Regions from separate parts of the Homo sapiens genome. Here all the other regions are linked to region 1. Evidence: chromatin loops called from intact Hi-C (ENCODE). Cell type or tissue: heart left ventricle. All regions are shown on one strand.

The links. Hi-C counts contacts between places; a loop is a spot of excess contacts. Peaks named below come from ENCODE experiments on the same cell type or tissue, not always from the same donor. Only the 100,000 strongest peaks of a DNase experiment are listed, where the experiment ranks them.
Region 2: a loop joins it to region 1, with 2.1 times the contacts of the local background. A loop is called at or near these places in 2 of 110 quality-filtered maps.
Region 3: it touches region 1 in a loop (1.8-fold over the local background); 7 of 110 quality-filtered maps call a loop at or near these places.

The regions. Positions count from the first base shown.
Region 1 is chr2:60,434,676-60,442,675 of GRCh38, reverse strand. It overlaps LOC124906010, which reads left to right and starts at 2,857. Exons shown (of 4, transcript XR_007086331.1): 1 at 2,857-3,112. RefSeq lists enhancers at 2,744-2,833, 3,084-3,143. In heart left ventricle, a CTCF peak has its summit at 3,033; DNase peaks (open chromatin) are centred at 2,985 and 3,334; H3K4me3 peaks cover 1,671 bases; H3K27ac peaks cover 1,048 bases.
Region 2 is chr2:60,332,379-60,340,378 of GRCh38, reverse strand. No RefSeq gene overlaps it. Among named protein-coding and RNA genes, the nearest start is that of MIR4432, 51 kb to the left of the region's middle. RefSeq lists an enhancer at 3,195-3,384 and a silencer at 3,755-3,804. In heart left ventricle, a CTCF peak has its summit at 3,184 (motif pointing left); no DNase peak of the experiment used is centred here.
Region 3 is chr2:60,495,478-60,503,477 of GRCh38, reverse strand. All of the region lies in intron 2 of BCL11A (BCL11 transcription factor A), which reads left to right. Among named protein-coding and RNA genes, the nearest start is that of BCL11A, 54 kb to the left of the region's middle. RefSeq lists enhancers at 3,275-3,484, 5,908-6,517 and a silencer at 4,125-4,194. In heart left ventricle, no CTCF peak of the experiment used is centred here; a DNase peak (open chromatin) is centred at 3,360; H3K27ac peaks cover 469 bases.

The DNA of each region.
Region 1 (8,000 bases):
CATAAGTCATATCATCTGGTGTCCTTCCCTATCTCTCTCCCCCATGCCTACTATCCTGTTTCTCCTGGAAGCAGGACTAGTCTATGACTGTCCAGTGTCTTAAGTCATAATATTTAGGGCATATAAAGAATTCCTTTTTGGTGCTGGATTGCAAACTCTCTATTTCATCCTAGAGTTTCTCCCAGAGCTCTGTGGTCTCCACTCCTGTGACCTGCCATGGCCACAAGTCTCAGCAATGCCCACCCTGCAACACCCCCACCTCAGGACGGTGGCCTAGGAGCAAGCGTGTAAATAAATGCTAAGGATCAGTCACAAGAGAACGGCCGGGAGGCGTCTGAGGGGTTCAACACACATGGAAGTGTTCCCCTGAGGTGTGAAAACACTCTGCTATTACCAGGACGCCCCATATTTCCCCTCCCACTGAAATATAGTAAAGTGTAATGAAAAAGTGAGGTATAGACCTTGAGTGGGGACAGGGAGGAAAGCAAGGCCTGTGTGAGATGAAGTCTGTGAGCAGGCAAACTTCCTTCACTAGCTAAGCACCCCCTCTTCATGTCAGCACAAGGCTTAATCCGTGCCTCAGCAAAACATAATCACTAAAAGTCATACATACTATACTTGGGTTAGGAAATGCAAGCATGCATTCCAAGGGCCTGTTTGCATAGATTCGTTCTTTTCCATTTTGCCCATGAGTCAGAATCATGGTATATGTATGGGAAGTATGCACATATGCACAGTCACATATAGTTCCTTGTGTATATATCTATTTATAGCACATGCCTATTCATGTGCCACCCGTATACACACATCTATCTAGACATAAAAAAATGCCTCATCTGTAACGACTATGACGATCTCAATGACATTACTGGCCTTGATCTTTGATAGTCATTATCCTCTAGTTTCTGTAGTCTTATCCTCAGAAGCTGTATTCACTCTGGGCTCCCACTCTTCTCCTGGAGTTAAAGGTAAAGGCTAGAAAGCCAGGCCAGCAAAGGTTAGCATATATCCTCTCCTGGCCTAGGGGGTCCTTGTGTCTATAGAACAGATGTGGGGTGGGCTGGAGCCAAGTAAACCTATCCCCTCTCCTACTGGAAATCACATTGAATTCTGACCCAAGGGGCCTCCGTGTTGCAAATGGAAAGGTAATTAAGCTACAAGACTTTGAGCCTTTTGGGGTTGAGAGGGCTTTTCACATCCAGTATATTTTCGAAGAGCAGAGGGTAGAGGTCAGAGAGACGTAGGAGGCCTTGAAGAGAATAGAAACAAGATAATAGGTGCTGGGTGCATTGCCATTAGGGGGCATGGATAAACAGAAAACACATTTAAAAATTAATTTTAGTTTTAAAACACACTGAGAATTCTACCAGCATTCTTGGTGGTGTGACAGAAGCATGGGGTTACCAACTTGCCCAGTGAGTGTGCTGGGAAGACGGATGGGTTGGAGTGCTCCTTCTGCTATTACTGTGATTATTTTTTAAATGATTATCATCGTGGAAAAGTTTCACCTGTGGAGACCTGGAGAGAGACCTCGAAGGACAGGAGCCCTCCGCTGGTAACGACACTTGGTTTTTAACCAACACAGCCAAGGATGGAGCCCAGTATCTAGAGGGAGGTAACCAATCCCCAGGAGCAGCCCCCTGAGGAATGTTGGTCCCATTTCAGCCACTGCCAGCAAGGAGAGTTCTGCTAGCTGTGACTCGGTGTTGATTCAGATGATTCCTCCGGGGTGTATGGCTGCAGTAGAGCTTGGAAAATCTGAAGCAAGTGAGAGGACTTGAGATTTCCATTTAGGAATGTTGACACCTTCCCATGTTCAAAGGACGTGTGTGTGTGTGTGTGTGTGTGTATGGGTGTGCATGTGTGTTGGGCCTGTACAGAGGGTAAGAGTCCATCCTTTCTCCACCACCCAGCTGTGTTAGGCTTGCTGAAGTGGAAGGTGCTGCCCGTACAAGGCTCACCCTCTCCTATCATCTCCCTTCTTTGGAACCAAGCTGACAGAAATCTTTAGCATGGGCACTCTTGGTTGTTTTTTTTTTTTTTTTTTGATGGGCCAAGCTTACAGTTTTCAAAGTGCTATGACAGGATGGTTGCAAAAATAAAAAGCTAGTGAAAGCTTAGTCACAATATTTCTATAGCTGGCAATCAAAAGATCATATTGCATGCAACTGGCAAAATCATCATAGGGAAATTATGCATTTTCCAGAGTACCTTATTCCCTTCTGTGTATTAAACATTACTTTAATATTCTGGTGACAATGTTTTATAATTAATCTAAATGTAAGAGAATGAACACACCAGAGATTATGTCTCAGTGCAAAGAGGTGAAAAAGGCTTCTTCGCAGTGGCAGACTGGATTACAGACTCAACTCCTTTCACTTATGAGCAACCACAGCTATCACTGAGGGCTAATATCCCGCCACATCCTCCAGTGAATGCAAACATTCTGTACACTTTGGGGAGTAAAACCCTTTCACTCATAAGGGTGTTAATGTTAACACAGAAGAAAAGTGTTTTAAAAATTGCATTAGTTCATGGACTTATATTGAACTCATGAGGGGGAATCTAGCCCCAGAGAGATAAAAACTAAAGAGCTCAGCCATAAACCAGTATGATAACATCCTTATTATAAGATGCAAATTGAGGGACCCAATTCACTAAAACACATGTTACTGGTATTTAATTTTGCTTGTGGGAATATATCAGAAGTTGGCCTATGCCTTATGCACAATGTACTTAAAACGAGGGCGAGTAACTTTAGCTATAAAAAACAGTGATAAAGCAGCACAGGGCAAGCCGGGATTGAGAGATAATTGCGAGGCTCTAATTTAAGTGTCAGCGTACACAGCTTTCTTTCCTGGCTTAGGCTGGGAGGCACAGCGCCCGTGTGCTGGAGGCGAGTTGGCTCCGGGTGGGGGAGGCTGGGGTTCCAAACCAGGGCAGGGGAATGGTGGCCCTGCGTGGCTCGTGGACCTCTCTCAGGGACCCCTCTCAGCAGGGGCCGGAAAAGCAGGCCCACACCCAGTGGTCATTGCAGGAACTTCACTTGAGCTGGTCTGCTTGTGAGCCTGTGGTTTGGAGAGGAGAAGACGCACTTCCCCATGAGAAAAAGGTCAGTTCCTCTTTCCCTGGGTGGCACAAACAGCCTTCTGGGTAATTAGTGGCCTTCCTGCCACCCTTGAGTCAGTGAATTCCCTCTCAGGGTGTCACTGAGAGGATGCACTCTGTGTGTCTCCAGGTGGTCATCCCCATGGGCTCCACAGATGAGGACACCGGCCCTCAGCTCTGCCCCCTCTCAGAAGCCTTCCTCACCTGGGGGTTCTGGGTGAAGGGAGCTCCCCGCCAGAGACTCATGTGGGATCGTGTGTGGACCGTAGAGCCACAGAGCGTCATCTGTAAGCCAGGTGAAATGCGCAACCTGCAGCCCCTCCCTCCTCAGACCTATGAGTCACGATCTGCGTTTTAGGGAGGCACATGAACTTGTGAGAAGTGTGCTACCCCTACCCTCTGACCACTGCATGAGCCCCTCTTTCACCATTTAGGGCTTGCAGGGTTTGAAGAATTAAGAGAGGGTCTTCCAAATGCCTCCTTTTTAGGGGGTTAAACCTTTATGATTAGAGGGAAAATTATTGCAAGAAGCATAGGGATGCATCAGAGGTCAATAGGGCGCAAGCATGAAATACCACTAACACTATGTTAGATAACATCAGGGGTCACCTTGATGTTGGCTGCGGAGGAAAGGGATGTCCAGCCCTTGAGGACATGAGATGTTTGCTGAGAGACACATTTACTCTGATGGCGTTGGCTCAAGCCCAAGAGGACGCTATGGACATAAGTGTGGTCTGCCCCTGCCTAACCCTCTCCAGAAATAGGCCACCAGCCACCTCCTGAAGAGTGAAAGTTAGGGACAGCAGGGAGGAGAGGGAAGGGGCCGGAGGACAGGGGTCCCCAGGTCACCTAATGATGAAACTCAGTTAACCTTGAGGCAGACTGGGTGAGCCTGCGGTTATTGCAGGGGCTTCTTAGACTAACTCTGCCCCGCTAAACTGCCAAGGTCTGGATTTCCTTAATAAGATGAAAATCTTTTTATAACACAATTAGGAGAGAAAATGCTTACCCCACAAAGGCTGGGTTGAGGTAACACTTAAGTGTGAATGGGTTAAAGAATAACCAGCCAATCAATCACCAAGTCTCAACAAGGAGTGAAGACACGGAACTCTCCTGGTTTTGCTGGGGTGCACTGAACAAGTGTGGGAAAGACTCAGATAAAACTGATCAGAAGGCTGGGTGCCGAGCGTGCATTTTGAAGTCTCTCCTCTTAGCCAGGAGTCTGGGGGCCTAGCTTACGTCACAGTGAGAAAGGAAGCATCTCAGCAAGGGTTATATTTCAGTCAGGCAGCTGCAAAGACCACAGCTCAACTTTGCATTCTTCAATAAAGCTTTTTGCTTTTTTTGTTTTTAAACCCAGATTATTTCATACAAAGGAGGTTGGCTCTTAGGGCTTTATTAATTGGAGCATTATATTTAAATGTCTTATTTTTCCATCTGATCCTGTCTTACTCTTCGTGGCTTCCCTTGTAGCAAGCATAACCCTCCTCACGTAATTCCTGGGTGATGAGTGAACTCTGCATAGATGCCCAGAGGTAAATGGCCTTTGGAAGGGCCAAGAAGAACTTTGGTGGGATAATTTCCTCTCCTAGGATGGATTTTATTTTCCTTATTGTGTTGTCACTAGAACGGCCACATGCATCCAGGTCTCTGGAGTAACTTACTTTTGTTTTCTTTCCATTTTTAAAAAGCAAAGTGGACATTTTTCTCAAGCGTTTTGAAGTTCAAATTAACATCATCAGATCATCTAAACGCTCTCAGATGGGCAGAAGATTGGGGATGGGTCGGGGGAGTGGGATCACTAATTACCACATTCAAATGTGTGGATTCAAATGCTCCTATTTCTCCTATAGTTTAGATCCAGGCTTTAACTTCAGTTTCCTGTGTGACCTTTGAGAAGCCATCCCTCCAAGTGCTTCCTTTGAAGGGTGAGCCCTGGGTGCCTCTCTCTGAGGGAGGCCCTTGCTCCATCTGGGCTTGACTGTGCCACGGGGGATCAGAAGCAACATACATTCTGTCAGCAGCTGCCGGAAATGCTGGAGCAGCAGTCCTGGAGGCGGGGTGAAGCAGTCCCTGGCTTTTGGAGGAGGCGTGAGAAGAAATTCATGGGGGGCTTTAATTCTTTTCAGATTCCCAACCATTTTCTTCTAGCTGCTACTGCCTGCATTTGTGTAACTTAGTTTGCAACACAGGTGACAAGCTTTCTCTCGTTGGATGCTCATTGCAGCACTGTGGGGCGATGCAGCCAGGCAGGTGCTATTGCCTCCATTTCACTGATTGAGAGACTGAGACTCAGAGCAGCTGGGAGCTCTCCTGAGATAACACAGCTAGTTAGAAGTCAAGCCAGGTCCCCAGGGTAGAGCTTTCAGTAGTGTGTGAGGACAGCATAAAATGAAGTCTGTAGACTGTTTTTTTCTCTGAGAAGTTCAAGTCTTCTGCCTTGCTGCTTCTTCCCTCCAAGACAATAAGTTGGTTCGGTGCCCTCTCCGGTGACAAACTTAGGAAACATCTCTTCAGTATGAGGTAGCAGCCTCCTTTAGCTATTGTCACAGCCAATTCACAGAGGTCTAAGGCCCCCAGCTTAATTGATGGTTAAGGACCAATTCCACCCTATTCCTCCACCTCCATCAAAAAAAGCAGGCAAACACCACTTCATGCCTACTAGAATGGCTATTAAAAACAAACAAACAAAAACAGAAAATAACAAGTGTTAGTTAGAATGTAGAGAAGATGGAGACCGCATGCATTGCTGGTGGGAATGTCAAATGGTGGAATCACTGTGGAAAACAGTTTGGCAGTTTCTCAAAAAGTTGCACACTTACCATACGATCCTGAAATTCCACTCCCAGGTGTATAGCCAAAAGAATGGAAATCAGGGATTTAAGCAGATTTCTATACACTCACGTTCATAGCAGTATTAGTCACAATAAACGCAAAGTAGAAACAACCCAAGCATCCATAAAAAGATGAATGAGGCCCGGCGTGGCCGCTCATGCCTGTAATCCCAAGCACTTCAGGAGGCCGAGGCGGGCAGATCACTTGACACCAGGAGTTCAAGACCAGCCTGGCCAACATGGTGAAACCCCGTCTCTACTAAAAATATAAAAATTAGCCGGGCGTGGCGGTGCATGCCTGTAATTCCAGCTACTCAGGAGGCTGAGGCACGAGAATCACTTAAGCCCGGGAGGCGGAGGTTGCAGTGAGCTGAGATCATACCATTGCACTCCAGCCTGGGTGACAGAGGGAAAATCTGTCTCAGGAAAAAAAAAAAAAAAAAAGAAAAGAAGAGATGAATGGATAAACAAAATGTGAGCTATACACACAGTGGAATAATATTCAGCCATAAAAATAAATGAAATTTTGACATATGCTACAACATGGATGGACCTCACATACATTGTGCTAAATGAGATATGCCAGATATAAAAGGAGCAATATTATATGATTCCACTTCCATGAGGTACCTATACTGGGTAAATTCATAGAGACAGAAAATGGAATAGAGATTACTAAGGGATTAATGAGGGGATGGGGAAGGGGAGCTACTGTTTAACGGGTAGGGAATTTATGCTGGGGATGATGAAAAAGTGTTGGAGGTAGACGGTGGGATGAGGACACAGCATTGTGAACGTACTTAATGCCACTGAAGTGTATACTCACAAATGATTAAAATGGTAAATGGTACATTATATATATATATTAACACAATTAAAACAGACTGTTAAAAGAAAGCAAACAGGCCAGGCGCAGTGACTCATGCCTGTAATCTCAGCACTTTGGGAGGCCAAGGTCACTTGAGGACAGGAGTTCAAGACCAGCCTGGCCAACATGGTGAAACCCTATCTCTACTGAAAATACCAAAATTAACTGGGACGTGGCAGCACATGCCTGTAATCCCAGCTACTTGGGAGGCTGAGGCACGAGAATCGCTTGAACCTGGGAGGCGGAGGTTGCAGTGAGCCGAGATTGCACTACTGCAGTCCAGCCTGGGTGACAAGAGTGAGACTCTGTCTCAAGAAAAAAAAAAAAAAAAAAAAAAGGAAGCAAACAAACCCAAATAGAAAACAACAACCGAACAAACAAAAGCAAAAAAGGAGGCAAAGGAAGAAGAGAGGGCCCAAGGGTAAAGGACAGGGGCTGGTGTGGAAGACACAACAGTACATCATGAAAAGGAACAAGGTGTCTCTGGGAGAGGTCCAGGTGGTGCTCTGCCCAAGGGGTCGCATACCTTAGTGCTGGGAAGAGAGGCATTCTCTGGGGCCTGAGACTCCTGCAGGGAAACTGTCCCAGTATCAGCCAGAGAAGAGATGGCTTTCTTTTACTGCATGGCAGCAGCCCTGGAGCCCCGGGGCAGGATCATATCCCTAGGGTGGGAGAAGTGCCCATTTCCAATTTATTTATGTGTTTTATCCCCAGAGTGGGATAAATGACTATGAAACTGACCTAATATTTATGTCTATTTTAAGGCCGGGGGTTGATATGAGTGCTTTCTTGATGAACTGCGCCCTTAGAGCTATTTACTTTAGTGGAAGGTTTCTTTTGAGGAGGAGATTGGGAAAAGTCATCAAATTCCGTGGTTGCTGCTTCCTCTAATTATATTCTCACTTTTGAATAATTTTTAAGCCTTTCGGAAGTAGAAGAAATAGGGGCTTTTAAAATGATGGGAGCATTCCCAACAAAGGTAAAATGCTCCCTACCTTGGGGCCCAGCTCTTTACTGTGAGTTTGTGACATCTACTTTTATCATTCTAAAAGTTTCATGTTGTCCATACTGCCTGTTAGGAAACATGGAAAAGCTGGCTTTCAAACTTGGACTTGGAGCCAGGCATGGTAGCATGTGATTGTAATCTTAGCTACTTGCTTGAGCTGAAGACTTTGAGGCTGCAGTGAGCT
Region 2 (8,000 bases), 100 kb after region 1:
ATCACCACACCTCTTTTCTCCTCTTCTTGGGCTCATGGCCACACTATATTTCCCAGACTCCCTTGCAGTTGGGTGTAGCCATGTGACTGAGAGCTGGCCAATGTCATGTGAGTAGAAGTGTTTCTCCTCTACCCCCTTAGGTGATCTTCATGCTCATTCCATGGCTAGAATGGAAGTGATTTCCAGGACCACCTTGAGAGCCATGTGTTGAAGGTAGTTGATCCATAAATCAGAAAGAGCCTGGGTCCCTGATTCACCACTTGGAGGAGAATGTTCCTACCAAGCATACCTGTATCACACTCTTTTATTGGGTTAACCCACTTATATATGAAGGTTTACCAGTTGTAGAAACTGATGTTACCTTAAGCTATGCAAGTGTTACCCATCAGGAAGGGGTTGGATGGCCACTGAGGAGCTGAGGGCATGACCCTGAATACTCCCTCTGATTAACTTGCCTAGGGAGGAAGGGGTGAGGAAGCTCGGTCTTTCTTGCTGCACAGATTCAGGTTTGGGTGCAAGGCTTAATGGATTAATGAACCTTGAACAATTTAATTTTTCTAAACATCGCTATTTTTCTGAAAGTTAGAATGATATTTGCATCATTCTGTATGAGTTTAATTTAGTCAACAGATTTTGTTGAGCACTTACTCTGTGTTGATAATTGATCTAGGTGCTGGGGAGAGGAGCAGTGAGCAAACACAAAATCCCTGCCTGTTTAGAACTGATCTTCTAGTGGTGGTGGTTGGGGCTGGGAGCAGCTGGACAGTGAATTACTAAGTAAGTATGCCATGTGGCGATTAGTGATGTGGGGAACTAATAAAGCAGAGTTGGGGGAGTGAGAATACCAAGCATGATGGGTGGAGGGCAGGTGGTCAGGGAAGGTGTGTCTACTTGCAGACATTTGAGCAGATACCTGAAGATAAAGAAGTGGGCCATGGAGATCTTTGGGGAAAGGGTGCTGCAGGCAGAGGGACTGGTCAGTGCAAAGGCCCAGGCCAGAGAGCATGTGTCATGTTGGAGGAGCAGCGAGGTGGCCAGTGTGGCTGGAATGGTGAGGGCCAGGGTAAGTGTGGTCATGTTGGAAAAAGCATCCTTCACACCACCTGCATATATGTAGATGGCCCACAAATGTTGAGTCCTTTCTTCCTAGATGACAGCTTTGTAGTCTCCCAGGGAAATCCTCATTGGTAAAAACAAACAAATAGATGAAAATTGAAGCAAATCAAACACAAATTTTCTTTATTGACTGGCTGATGCCTGAAATTTCACTAGGAGACATTGTCCTTTTAGTCCAAGGCTCTAGTTCCTGTATCATACAAATACTTCTGGCAAAGGATAACATTCCAAGCCATTTTGGTCATTAAACCTTAAAGAGGTTGATTTCAAATTTGGTTGAGGTTAGTGGAGGAGAAGGGTCTGAGAGATCTGGTTGCCTGGAGAGGATTGAAGTAAAGATCAAGAGAGGGCCAGGGAAGGAGGGCAAAGGGGTGTGTGTGGAAGCTTAAGCCTGTGTGTTTTGAAGCTCCTCTATGCTATAGCTTTATGTGGGTGTCAAAGGAATTTACATCTGCAGACATCACTGATTCTCAGAAAGGATTGCTCCTAACTCACAAGTTTGCTATATATTGAGTGAATGAATGAATTTTCTATATCCCCAGGAAGGGATGATCCTTGCCTCCCACCCTGTCACTGAAGACCAGGAGAAGAGTGATCCCCCGAAATGCCCTCAGCTCCTGAAATGCCCACTGTCAACATTCTTGGTTACAGACAACGGCAACACCTGTTTCAAGAATAAAATGGATCTATTGAATATTTGGGATCATTAGGAGTTGAGGGGCAGGGAAAGCAAATTCCAGGTTAAGTTTCCAGAAAAAGTGCCCCAACCGCACTGTAGAACTGGCCTGAAGATGAAACCACCATTGCAGCTACTGAGAACTCAATGATAAGAACTTGTCATTTCTACCCTGTGCACTGCTGCTTCCCAAGAACTGATGCTACCGTGTCAGCGAAGGGATTCCCTTGCTGAGCCCAGTTCCTTACACTGCTCACTTCATTTCTAAAGCAAAATCTTATGCAGGTGTGTACAAAGACAGAACTATGTCACAGGCCTGCATTCTAACTGCAAGAGAGGCTGGCAGTTTGAGTTGTGACTACAATGGGGAGGCAAGAATGCTATCATGAGATTTTCCCCCATTATAGAAAGGATTGGCAAAGATAGAGCCAAAGTTCCCTGTAGGAGATGTGTACAGAAGGTCTGATGAAAATTCGAAGTCTTATTCAGAACAAAAGGCCTAGATAACCTTCCAGGGACCCTGGAAAGAATGATGCCTAGGAAGGTGGCTTCTGTCATGAAGTGATCACCAACCATGGCAATGTCAACTGGGGAATGGCAAGGGGGAGTGCTGGGCATAGGGTCCAGCTCCCAGGAAACTAGAAGGAGCCCAGGAAGCTAGAAGGCAAGCTTATGTCAGCTTGGTCTTTTTAACAGGGCTCCACCCTGCCAAGAGAACAAGGCCTACATGGGAAATTATGAAGAACACACACACGCAAAAAAAAATCTGAGTTTGCTTTGTGTAGGGATTTAATTACTGACTTATCCTGATGCTTATGTATACTTGCAGCTTAGAAAAGTGAAGACATCTTTCTGGGACAGTTCTGGGAAACAGAAGCCCATGCGCACTAAAAGGAACCAAGGAATGTTTTCCATGTATCCTGAGCTGGACACCAAACAAATGTGTTCCTCTTTCTTTGCTCACTTAGAAGTCTTCTTCCTGTCCTGGGTTAATTGACTTCAACTTTGAAGGAGATGATGTTTATTTTCATCTTCGAATCTGACCTGATACCATTTAGAAATTATGAATAAATTTTAATACATTGGAACCCTATGTTAAACCACAATGCATGAGTGGATGAGTCACAATTCCAAGACAGCTCAATGCCCCACACAACTAAGACACAGATGACTTTGGTGCTCCCCAAATCACTTTCCCATGAAGGGCAAGGTTCTCTCGGCAGGGTGGGGCATGGTCAGAAAGGAGAACTTCAGCTTCTGCTTCAAAACAAGCTTCCAGGCTCAGATGGGCCCTGCTGTCTCAAACACTGCTCTTCACCCTGCCACGCTTTGTCCTTGCTGGGCTCGCCATCCTTCAAGGGCCCCCCTCCAGGAAGCTGCCCTCTCGTGGCAGGCATCTTGCTGGTAGCTCCCAATTATTTTGTGAGATGGGATGCAGAACAGAGTTGCTTTGGAAGCCCTGGAGGGTATTGAGGGTCTGACTTTTGGGCCGCAGGACCTCTGCAAAGCCTGATTCCTTGAAGACATCACTTTGACTTACTTGGTCCCAGAGCCTGTCTTGTTTTTAATTTCCCTGCTAAGTTTCTGTTCTCCAGCAACATATAACCCCCTTTTTCTACTTCAGTAACCTCAGTGGTAGCTCTCACCATGTTAAACAACGGTCTGATTTGGCATGGAAAAAAAGCAGTCAATTGTTCCCTTTAAATCTTAATGTTTTCAGCCCTGGGAACATTTGAAGTAACTATTTAATGAGAAGACTTCTGGTGAAGCATAGGTAAGATCTTAAAGGCTCTAATTGCTCCCCAGAGAAAGCTGTCAGGGCTAAGTAACCTCATTCAGGTTGTGTACGCAGAGCAGGGAGAGCAAAACAAGGCAGAAGTGAAGAGTGGAGGCTGAGGGGGCAGAAGTCACAGAGACTTCTCGAACCTGGAAGTATTTCTGGAGTTGTGCCTTGCACTGTCTGTTTTGGGTACCTGCTGGCTGACTGCTATGCCCCCAAATGGTCAAACAAATGACTTACTCTTTCCTGGGTCTAGTTGCCTTCTAATTTGGAACTCAAATTATAGTTCTTTCTTCTCCTCTTTCATTTAAATACAAAGCAAAACAAAACAAAATCTGAAACTATTTTTCCTTCTAACCCCCACGTGAACTTTTTATTCCTTTTATTTTTATTCATTTGCTTATTCACTGCACAAATATTCATCATGTTTCCCCGGGGTTTCAGGCACTGTCCTAGGCACTAGGGATGCACCCTATTGTTTATGCATTGTTGATTTAGTGGCAATAAGATAAATTTCTGCACAAGGGACAAGATAACAGATGCACACCCCATCTGCTGCCAGGGGGCACCTCCTAAGCCAATATCCCCTGCCTCTAAGTTTGGGCTGTGTGAGGTAGAACAGGGGAGTTCTGCCATACAATAGTAATGTTCACTGTGTGCCCAAGGCACGTGGAGAGTGAGGCACTTTGGAAATTGGGCTCAAAATGACTTCTTATTTAACTGAAACAAAAAGCCCTTTGTGTGAGCCTTGCTCCCTCCAGTCCATGGAGGCGGTCTGTTTGCTCTGACAGCAGCCCCGCAGTCCCTGAGCTGCCTCAGGTGAAATGCTGCCTGGTTGCCAATGGCCACACTGCTTGTGACCATTACAGGGCCTAAGTGGGTTTGGGAGCCATACGCTTGGAATTAAGTAAGAAAAATGGAGGCGAAAGCAGGGCACTCTGCAGCCTGTACTATTCAGTCTTCTCTTGATGTGACTGAGACTTAAATTGGGAAGTATTTGGCTGATGGCGAGGTCAGATAAACGTTACGGATTTGATGTAATCCCAGACCTCAGACTTGAAACGGAGCTTGACCCTTCCCTTTGAGCACTTTTATGCAATGCTACTGGACATGTAGTAACAAGAAAGGAAACAGAGGGAGGATATCGGTGCAGCCACGTGTTGAGTCTGGGAGAGAAAATGACAGCGGGAGCAAGATAGGAGATGTGAATCAAATCAGGGGTTGAAACAGCAAAAGAGAATTCCACAAAGTTAGAGCTAGTGACGGGGATGATATTCCATGATACGATTTTGGGGAAGGGGGCTAGGAATGTCATCTGGCTGTTTAGAAATCCAGTATAACCGTATGGCCTGAAATTCAATGTATAATTATTACAAATTGCACTTATGTGTCCTCGTAAGGCTAAGTGTGGGGGTGGGTGGAGCAGCTTTCACTTTGCCTGGTTTTCACACGGGGAAACTGAGGCACAGGAAGTTTCTATGACTTGCTCGGGGTTGTACAACTGGTGGCTAAATTTTGTATAAAATATAGTGTGTGTATCCTGTCTTTCCATGGTGATGATGCCTTGAATTTGTCAAGTACATTTGCATTTATCATCTCATTGGAGCAGCCCAACAACCCTGCAGGAGGTGGAATGTGTGAGAAAACCAAGGACCAGTGAACACTGAAAATGGACTGGAATTCCCAATTCTTGGGCACTTTCTATGTGCTTTGTGCCTTGCGCATGCTGTCTCAAAAAATACCATCTTTTAAAGATATAATTTATCGCTCTTTTGGAGATGGGGAGGCTGAATTTTGGGAAGGGTAAGAGATATGCCCAAGAGCACCCAATTGGTAAATGGTAGACTTGAGATGCAGCTCTAGGTGTATGACCCTGAAGCCTGGGCTGTTCCATGACAGCAGATGACTCCTACCACCTGCTACCTGCCTGTGGACACCCGGCAGCCCATCAGGGCAGAGTTGGCCTTAGAACTCCATTTCTCCACTCCTAACGTTTCCACCAGACCAAGCAGCTTGCACAATAACAGCTTTGTGGTGAATAGCAGAAGTGTGGAATCCGAGAGGCCTGAGTTTGGTTCTGGGTTCTTCTACATGCTAGCAAAAGGTCTAGGGTAATTCTTCGGTCTCTCACAGTGGTCCAGTTGCCACCTGTATAAAATAAAGATGAAAACTCCCCCCTGGAAGGACTGTAATGAGAATTAGTGCGTGTAAACTGCTGACAGCTCTCAGGGTGTGGTGAGCGCTCAAGTAGTGATGGGTGTAGGGAGGGACAGCTGGGCGCTTGTTTCCTGACTTGGTCTCTACATGTTGCCCTGTCCTGTCTTTCTCATTTCCACAGGTAGGCACACAGTTTCCTTTACTTATTTTTGAGAAAGGGTCTTGTTCTATCACCCAGGCTGGGGCATAGTGGTGCGATCATGGCTCACTGCGGCCTTGAATCTCCTGGGCTCAAGCAATCCTCCCACCTCAGCCTCCCCAGTAGCTGGGACCACAGGTGTTCACCACCACACCTGGCTAGTTTTGTCTATTTTTTTGTAGAGACAAGGTCTTACTTTATTGCCCAGGCTGGTCGCGAATTCCTGGGTTCAAGTGATCTTCCTGCCTTGGCCTCCTAAGGTGTTGGGATTACAGGTGTGAGCCACTGTGTCCAGTGGGCACACAGTTTTGAAGCTTTCCTCTGCCCTCTCTCCTAGACCTCTCCTCTTTTTTCTTGATTTCTCTTCTGAGCTCTTGCCATGGGTATGGAATACCCTTTATTTTTCAGTCATATGTGCCACAGCCAATGTGTGAGGGTGCAGAACGGAGCCATCAGCTTCCCTTCTCCTGGAGCCCCTCTTTGGCTTCTGTATCCATCAGGGTTCTTCAGAGAAACAGAACAAGGGGCTGGCAAGTCAGAACCCTGGGGGGCAGGCTGGTGGGTTGGAAACTCTCAGGCAGGAGCTAAAGCTGCCCTTGACAGGTGGTATTTCTTCTTTCTCAGGGGAACCTCAGTTTAGTTTTTAAGGCCTTTCAACTGATTGGATGAGGCCTACCCACATTATTGAGACTAATTTCCATTACTTAAAGTTATCTGATTATAGAGGCCAACCACATGTACAAACATCTCCCCAACACCTACCTTCGTGTTTGGTTGGATAATTGGGTAGGATAGCTCAGTGACATAGGTCCGTAGGACTCACCGTTGCAGCTTCCATGAACTGCCCTTGCACTAAAGCCCCCGTAGTGCCTCTGTCCTCCTTTTCCTCTGCCCACTCTTTAAGTATTTACAGTCATCAAGGTTCCATAGCTGGCACTTTGCTCATTCTAGATGCTCCTCCAGGCAGCCTTGTCTCCCCGCGGTTGCTGAACTATGGCTTGTATGCTAGCAATTGCCTAGTTCTCATTTCCGGAAACCTATTTCTGCTCAGCCACTGAGCACCTGCACGGGATGCCCCCACTCCCTCAGCTCCCACCTTATCCCCCACTCCCTCCTGTCCACTTTCCGGGATTCTGCTCTTTCCCTTCACTTGGTCACCCCAACCAGAAATCTGGCTGCCATTCCTGACTCTTCCCTCTCCCTCTCTTGTCACATTCAATGGGTGACCAAGTCCTGATGATTTCTACCTATTAAATATGTCATTCACCTAGGTAAGAAAATATTTATTGGTTATCTACACACAGCACAGACCTAGGCTCTAGGGAGTTCTTAATCTTGGCACTATGGACATTTTGGGTCAGATAATTCTTTGTTGTGGGGAATGTTCTGTGCACTGTATGATGTTTAGCAGCATTCCTGTTGTATTAGTTGCTAGGGCTGCCCTAACAATGCCACAGGCTGAGAGGCATAAGCCATGGAAACTTATTTTCTCAAAGCTCTGAAGGCTGTAAGTCCAAGATCAAGGTGCCAGTAGGGTTGATTTCTCCTGAGGCCTTTCTCCTTGGCTTGTGGGCTGCAGCCTTATTGCTGTGTCCTCATGTGGCCTTTCCTCTGTGCGACCACATCCCTGGTTCCTTTCTTCTTCTTATAAGGGTGCTGGCCTTATTGGATTAGGGCCCCACTCTAAAGGCCTCACTTTAACTTAATCACCTCTTTAAAGACCTTATCTCCAAGTACATTTACATTCTTAGTTACTGGGGATTAGGACTTCAACATAAGGATTTTAGGAGGGGCAAATTCAGTCCATAAAACTGGTCTCTACCCACTAGATGCCAGTAGCATCCCTTACTCCAAGTTGAGACAACGAATAGTGTCCCCAGATACTGCCAGATGTTCCCTGGGGGCAAAATGGACCACGGTGAGAATCGCAGCTCTATACAACAGAAAGTTTCTGACAGTGACTGCACATTAGAATCACTTGGAGAAATTAAAACCAAACCACCCACAGAGATTCTGATTTAATTTAATTTTGGGTGAGACCCAGGCAGGGATATTTCGCAAAAGCATTCCTG
Region 3 (8,000 bases), 61 kb before region 1:
GGAGGAGAGGGTCCAGAGAAAATTGTTGCAGTGCTCAGAGGAAGCAATAGCCTACTGTCTTCCAGGGACATGTCTGGCTCCTGGAATGCCTGTCCAGGCTGCGGTGGGTGGCATGGGTAAGGGTTTTTAATAAAAAGTCACAATGCCTGGAGAAGTGAGGCTCCTTGCAGCCACCTGCCTTTTCTGTCTTGGGTCTCCTGGTTGGACCCCATTCTGGCTTTCCACCTGGTCAGAGCCTCCTGAGGCTGCAGAATGGGGCTAACATGATCAAGGGTGATGTGGCTTCTCCATCTTGGGACTAGGAGTGACCAGGTTTAGAGAAGGTGGACTCATTCCTGCTCCCATTGCCAGGACAAATGCAGAGTGGATCTGGGTCTGTCCCTTCCACACAGACACCTTCATTTCAACACATTCCGTGTGTATTAAGATGACAGACACGTTGGTTTTGCTCCAAGCCAGTAGCCATCCCCCTAGACAGCCCAGGCCTTAAAAGACAAGGAGGTGTTTGGACAAGAGCAAGAAAGAAGTCTGGCTGTGTCTTCTGGGAGCCCCAGACAGACCAGTGTTCTTTCTCACTGGTTCACTCCTTCCCCAGCTCATTTTACCCACTCGAGACTTGATTCTCTTAGAGATTAAGTACCTCCCCTGGTCACATAGTTTCTGGGTGACAGGACTAGAATTTATTTCTTTTGATCACCAATTGAGTGCTCTTTCTGCTCTACTGTGCTACCATGATCAGAGGTAAATTTGTTTTTCTCTGATGATGATTGAAAACAGTTTTATTAACATATCAAGAACATTACAACACAAAGAGTTTCTGGTTTAAAAAATCTCTTTTCACTGGTATTTCTTAAATTCATATTTTAATATTAGAAAGCATGGGATTGGGTGTGAACACTGCTTTTGGATGTTGGAGGAAGATAAGAGAAGGAAGCTGGCTCTTTCTTTAGGAGCAATACCTGAGATCCCAGAATTGTATGTACAAAGTGTGTGATGGCAGAGCTCAAATCTGTGCTAGCGAGAAACCCCCTGCTACTCTTCTGAATCTGATGAAGAAGTTATTCTGTCTGTGCAGTTTTATTAGGCTGAGACTTTTTCCGATGGTTTATTTTTCCGTTTGCTCACAGAATGTAGAGGAGAGCCAGGAGGGAGCTGACACGTTCACACTGTTTACCTACTCCCTGACTTTGGAGCTCAGCAAATCTGCTATCCATCATTTTGTTTCACCAGCTTTTACAAAGCAGGATCATAAACTGTAAGCTCATTTGGAGGGACCTGATCTCTGATTGTTGCTTTGATAAGTATCTATACAAATATTCATATCATTCTGATAGTCTTGAGTTGCATTGTTACAACATGCAAACCTCTCAGTTTTCCAGGACTTCTGGTGGTACAGCTTCTCTGTGGAGTGAGGCATATTTTTGGTCTGGCCTTTCCTCCCTGAAGCTCTGTTAGCCTGAGATTTCACCTAGTGCAACACAAGTTGTGTAGAAAGAAACATAATACTACTTTATTCCATAATTCACTAGTAAAATAATTAGAATAAAAGGCTGTTTTGGAATGTAGAGAGGCAGAGGGGCTGATATAACTTCTCAGAATGCATCTTCCTGTTTTCCCGTCTTAAATTTTTATGTGAGATGAGCACACTGCTGTAATTAAGAAAGCAGTGTAAGGCTGGGCGCAGTGGCTCACGTCTGTAATTCCAGCACTTTGGGAGGCCGAGGTGGGTAGATCACCTGAGGTCAAGAGTTTGAGACCAGCCTGACCAACATGGAGAAACCTCATCTCTATTAAAAATATAAACTTAGCCAGGCATGGTCGCACATGCCTGTAATCCCAGCTACTCAGGAGGCTGAGGGAGGAGAATTGCTTGAACCCAGGAGGCAGAGGTGGTGAGCCGAGATCACACCATTGCACCCCAGCCTGGGCAACAAGAGCGAAACTCTGTCTCAAAAAAAAAAAAAAAAAAAAAGAAAGCGGTGTCAGTACTTGCAAAAGGCCTTTCCCTCTTGCCACTCAGGGAAGCACCCGAAAGAGAACTTACAAACCAGGTAAAGTATTTGGAAGTGATTAATCATATTACAAGAGTGTTCTTCATTTCCCCCAAAGGACCATGGCTTCCTGTGACACTTACCTGTGCTCTTATAGATATTAAAGACAGAGCCACTGGACTGTGAGCTCCTTGAGGGCAGGGAATGAGGCTCATTCCATTTTGTTCTGGCAAGTAGCACTACAGGTTTGGACCAAATGAATTAAATTGGCTGCCATTGAATCAAAGCAGAATGAAGGTAGTGTTTCTGAAACAATAATATAAATAAGTGCAAAATTGGATGTTTACCAACAACTTTCCAGAAACAGGTCTTGTTTCAGAAGATGTGCCAAAGATGTCTCATGTGGGCAGGGCTCCTGTGGAGACCTCTGTTGCTGAGTGAGTCAACCATGAGGTCGGCTGAGCAGTTCAGGGTTCTCCCATTTTACAGAGGAGGATGCAGCGACCCAGAAATGCTTGCAAGCCCACCCAGCTAGGCTTGCTTCACAGACACTCTTTTAACTAGTTCCATCAGCAACCCCAGGTTGGCCATACAATGTCATCATACACATTTTACCAGTGAAGAAACTGAGGCTTGGAGAGGTTAAAGAGCTGCTCCCAGACACACAGCCAGGAAATTGGTGGTAGATGAAGGATCCAGCTCATCTGTCTAACTTGGGAGCCTGAGTGTTCATCTTACCTATCCACCAAGGCTTGAAGTGAGGTGCCCCGACTGTGAGTTCCAGGTTTGATGCCTACAGCCCATCAGCCTTATACCTTGTCTTATACCTTAACTGGTGGAGGGTGCTGTCTCTGTGTAGCAGCCACCAGCCTAGCTCTGAACCCTGTCCTGAGGAGTTGGGAAGTGTGGGGTGTCTGGTTTATTCCATCAATACACGTAGTCCCTTCCATTCTTCTGCCATTTTTTCTCAGGGGCTCTCCTTCCTTCCCTGGCTCTTGGGTAGGCTGCCTGCTCTGATGTAAGTTCCTGCTGGGATGATTGCTCTGGCCAGGCCCCCAGCTGCTCCCTGCCCTTCTCTGAAGGCACATCTGTCAGCCCACAGAGGCACGGTTAATGGTGGCGGGGAAGCAGAGGCAGTGCATAATGGGGGAACTGGCCCCGGGAACCTCACCTGCCCTATCCCTACCTGCCCCCTGTCCCCTCCCCGCCTGGGCTTGACTTGTCCACTTTCACTCTCAAGACCACCGCTCTCACACACAGGTCCTGTGCTGCCCCCACAGCTTTGCAGGCTGCTGGTTTTCCATCCAGGGCACAGCCGCAGGCCTCTGGGCACCCTAGCCCTCAGTGCCCAGGGCAAAGCCCTGACATGCAATCTCACTGGCAGGCAGCCTCAGGCAGGCCTGGGCAGAGGACCGAAAGGAGGAGAGGAGGGAGGGAGCTACAGTAGAGCAGACAGGAGACAAACACCAGCTAAGAGTAAACAGCCTGGCAGTGGGGTGAGTGCCTGGCTGGAGGGGCTCACCTGGGCTGGCCTGCCTGGGAGGAGCCAGGTCGGTGGCTGCTCTCTCCGAATCTTAGTCCTGCTTGAGGTCTAGCAGCTTCCGGAGCTGCACATGGGGCTTGAGGTCTGGTGCTTATGGATTAGGAGGAAGAGAAGACAGATGGCAGAGTACCAGGCAGCTTAGGAACATGTCTCCTTCCACATGCTGTGGCCCAGGTGCTGCCCAGAGCTGTTTCACAGCAGCCTCTCCACTCAAGGTTGAGCGGTTTCCTTCAGTGCTGTCCACCCCTTTGGTCCGGGGAGCTTCATGTTCCTGGGCCTCACTGACACCTGCATGGGGTTGGTGGGGAGGTATGAGGGGTTGGAGGGGTCTTTTTGCTAGCCCTGGCCCGTGGCAAACACTGTCTTGAGAAAGTGGGACGTTGAAGGAGCTTGGACTCTAAAGTCAGCTACACATGAGTCTTTTCACCTGCTGGCTAGGTGGCCCCGGACAAGTCAATCAGCCTATTGGGCCTCAGGCTCTTTATCTATAAAATGGGGCTAATTTCCTTTTTTGCCCCTGGGAAGAAATATCACTTAGAGGAGTTACAGAATGTGCAACCTTTCCCAGGAGTATTGCTCCTGAAGGAATAAGGCACGATGGGCTTTGACTTCAGCCTCCAGCACTGTGGCCCAGAAGGGTATGGCTGGGCAGGGGCGTCACACCCCTGCAGCTCTGTGGGAGTGACGGAAGGGCGCTATCCACTCGCCTTGCACATGGCTGTCTTGCTCTACCAGGCCTTAGGTTCTGTGGCCAGATACTGTTCTCCAGCTCTTTGGCTTGGGCCCCGAGACCAGAGAAGATAATGGCAGCCCAGAAACCTGAATACTGGGGAACACATTGTAGGGTGATCTCCCAGAAAAGCCAGCGAGAAATGGACTGTAGCTGTAGCATTCTTCCCTTTGGATGCCTGTGTGGGGACAGAATCAGTGGAATGGAAAATGAAGAAGAAACACTGGCCCTGCCTCTCATCAATGCCCCCCCACCACCCACCACCACCACCTGCTTCCTGTTCTATTAGACAAACGTAGTTTCTGGATGAGTTGGACAGTCATCTGAGTTTGATCAAGATTTACAGGTAATTCAAATGTATGTATAAGGTACATACATATTAGTACATCCATCAGAGAGGCTTCCTTAAGCCACAAGTCTCTAGCTCCTCAGAGAACTGGCAGTCTGGCTGGGTCTGTACGAACTTGGACCTATAGATGACCTCACTGGTTTCTCCCCTTGTCACCTCATCTGCCTGCTTCCTTCTCTTTACTGATCTTATGTGAGTAGGTAGAGGGGTCAGATCACCTCTGCTCAGCTCTGCCCAGCACACTAAGCCTATTTGCTATTAAAATTTGAAAAACAAATGCAGGTGCCAGAGGTGGCTAAATAATGAATGTCCCAGGCCAATTCTAGGAAGGGAAGTGGGTATGGGGCAGCCCATTGCCTTCCTGGTACCAGGATGATGCAATGCTTGGAGGCTGTGAGCTCCCCACCTTCTCAGGGCACACCCTGTGATCTTGTGGGACCCCTCTGTCCAGCCCAGCCTGGGTGTGCATCTTGTGTGCTTGGTCGGCACTGATAGGGGTCGCGGTAGGGAGTTGTCGGCACACACTGCTGCATGTCCTGTGAGCGGTCCCCAAGGCTGTGCCCAGCCTTCAGTGTCCAGGGCCTCTTCTGACAGGCCCTGCTGGTTATCACTGTTGGCATTATCTCCACGCACCACTTCTGTGCCCAGGGCTGCTGGGTCACCTTAAGGAGCCACACACCCGTCTACATAGAGGCCCTTCCTGCTTGGGGTCTGACCCAGTTATCCCCTCCACACCTCCATTCTCCCAGACTTTTGACTCACCCCAGCCCTGCTAAGAGTGATGTCCTCCCCCAAAGAGAAGACCCCTGCTCTTGAGGGTCTGCCAGGTGGGTCCCTCATCTCCCCACCTCCATGGGCCTCTTGGATTTTGTGCATAGCAATCTCTGCAACACCCTGACCTTTATGGGGTCATCCTCGGCCAATGAAGCGGTGGGTCCAGGCTCCCCCTTCTATCACCTGGCTCACTTCCATCCTGCAGAGGAAGCTTGGTTTCATTTAGGACAATGTGCAGGATCCTTTTGATCATTTCTCTACTGGATCATCAGCAAAGGGAGAAATGAGACAAAAGAGGCCACTGAGTCCTTTGGGGGAAATATGTGCCTATAGTAAGGTGATAGTTCAGAGAAAGAGAAGAGTAGGAGGCTGGACCTGAAGGCCTTCCAAAAAAAGTAAAGGATGTTAAATTGCTCTGGAAGGTGCAAAGTGCCATCCAGTGGAAGCTATTATTATTATTATCATCATCATAATGGTCATTATCATCACCATTATAGGATATGGCACTGACGTAGGTAGTGACTGGTAAGAGCCGATTGAGTTTCTAGCTGATTCCTGATGTTAGGGGCCATGAATCTGTCTACCTGGAATGTTCTAATTCAATTCAGGAGCGGCAGTTTAAGTCTAGACTTCAAAGCACTCTCATATATCCTTGGCCTGCTAACCTGAGGGCTAGTTTCTAGGGATTGATTAACTTAAAGACAGTTCATATATGCTTGAATACTAGCTATTCATATTCTGAAAAATCTGACTTGATCAAACAGAGCAGTTAAAGGCGATGCTTCGTTTTACAAAAGATTTTCCCCCCTCTTTACAAAAGGATGCACAGTGGTATTCCTTTCAATGGAATGTTTCTCTAGCTCATTAAGTGTTTACAGGTCATTAGCTACTGCATGGAAGGACTTTGCTAGAGAAAAGGAAGGCTGCAAGGAAATAGCTCTAGCTCTAGCTCTAGCTTAGGGGATGCTAGCTAAAGGGAATTAGAATTGGTTGGCCAACAGGTGTCTGCGGTGTACTCCCTGTCCACTCAACACTGGGGGAGGAGTAGAGATCTTGCTTCCTTCCATGTGAGAGCTTATAGTCCCTTTGGAATCCAGATTTATCGTGAAGTAATCGTGAAGACAGAAATTAAGTGCTACATTGTGTTCACTCATCTCTTATGACTGTCCATGGGGAAATGGGTCCTGCTTTACAAAAATTCAGTTTGCATGCTGCTTTTCAGGCCTATGACTGTGACATCCAGTGAGGGAGATTTGAGGAAGGGGTTGATGTAAGACTCCTCTTGGGAGCATAGTGAGAGAGAGAGAGAGAGAGAGCACTCACAGTGGAACCTAGAGTGGGAAAGGCTACCTGGTGGCTGTCCTGGCATGTAAGTAAGTCTGTGTGGTCAGGGCTTGCATTCCATAAATGGCCCAGGCCCCTGCTGGCTGCTGGGAGAGAAAGTCGGTGAGGAGAGAGGGTTGTACAAGGCAGGAGAGATGTACTCACCAGGCTCTTCCAGAAGGGGTAACTGTCTCAAATCCTTGCCTTGAACCTGCAGCAAAGTGGAAGATAGGTGTTATCCTCCTCTCTTCCCTCTTTCCTGCTTCAGGCTACTCTGAACTCACTTTTGCTGTGTGTCCAGAGCTGACCAGAGGACAATGGCAGACTTATTGTCAGACTGGCAGCACCAGCCTAGTGCTCTGTCTCTGCCTGGGAAATGGTTTCACAAAGCTCCAGTTCTGCCCTGGACACTTGCCTCATAGGGCTATCCCTTTGCCCCTCAGTAACACCACTGGGATGGTCCACTCCCACCCTGTCCCCCATCTGTGGTAGCCTGTGTTGCCTCGTGGGACAAGGCATTCTGTAAACGTGTATTGGACTTCCATTGCTTAAGTCATGATTTGTTTTTCCGACTTCCAGAACTTTCCCGGTTCTGGTTTTCTGGGATTTCATGAACAATTCCCTGTTTCCGTAATCCATTTCCTGCACAGGTGCATTGCTTTCAATCATCTCCCCTCCGGTTATCCTAAAGCCTTCATTATCAATTGACTTTTCACATATGAGGGTGACCTCTGGATCCCTTCTCTTTGGTTTGTTTGTTCTCTTTTCCAGAGCTGCAGTATGTTTCTTAGGTGTTTTAAAAAATAGCTAAGAATAGTGAAAACACCCTTGTAATTTAGAGACTCTCAGAAAAATGACAGCACCATTTAGAGCCTGGAATTACAGTTTGACTTCACTGTGCCTTCTCTGCCCCAGGCTCCCATGGTGGCAAGGGTTTTTGGTTGGGGGAAGGGGTATTGAATTGCCTGTCTTTGAGCAGGAAAAGAATTACAGTTTTCCAGGTACCTTTTGTGTGTATGTGCTGATTGAGGGCCCATTGAGAATATTTTGACTTTTAGGGAAGCTCCAAACTCTCAAACCACAGGGATCACAACACATACGTGTGTCTGTTATGACGTTATATGTAAGCATCACAACAGGCAGAGAATGTCTGCACCCCACCCTGGAAAACAGCCTGACTGTGCCCCATGGGCAAACCAGACTAGTTTATAGGGGGTTCTACTCTGAGGTACTGATGGACCTTGGGTGCTATTCCTGTGATAAGGAAGGCAGCTAGACAGGACTTGGGAG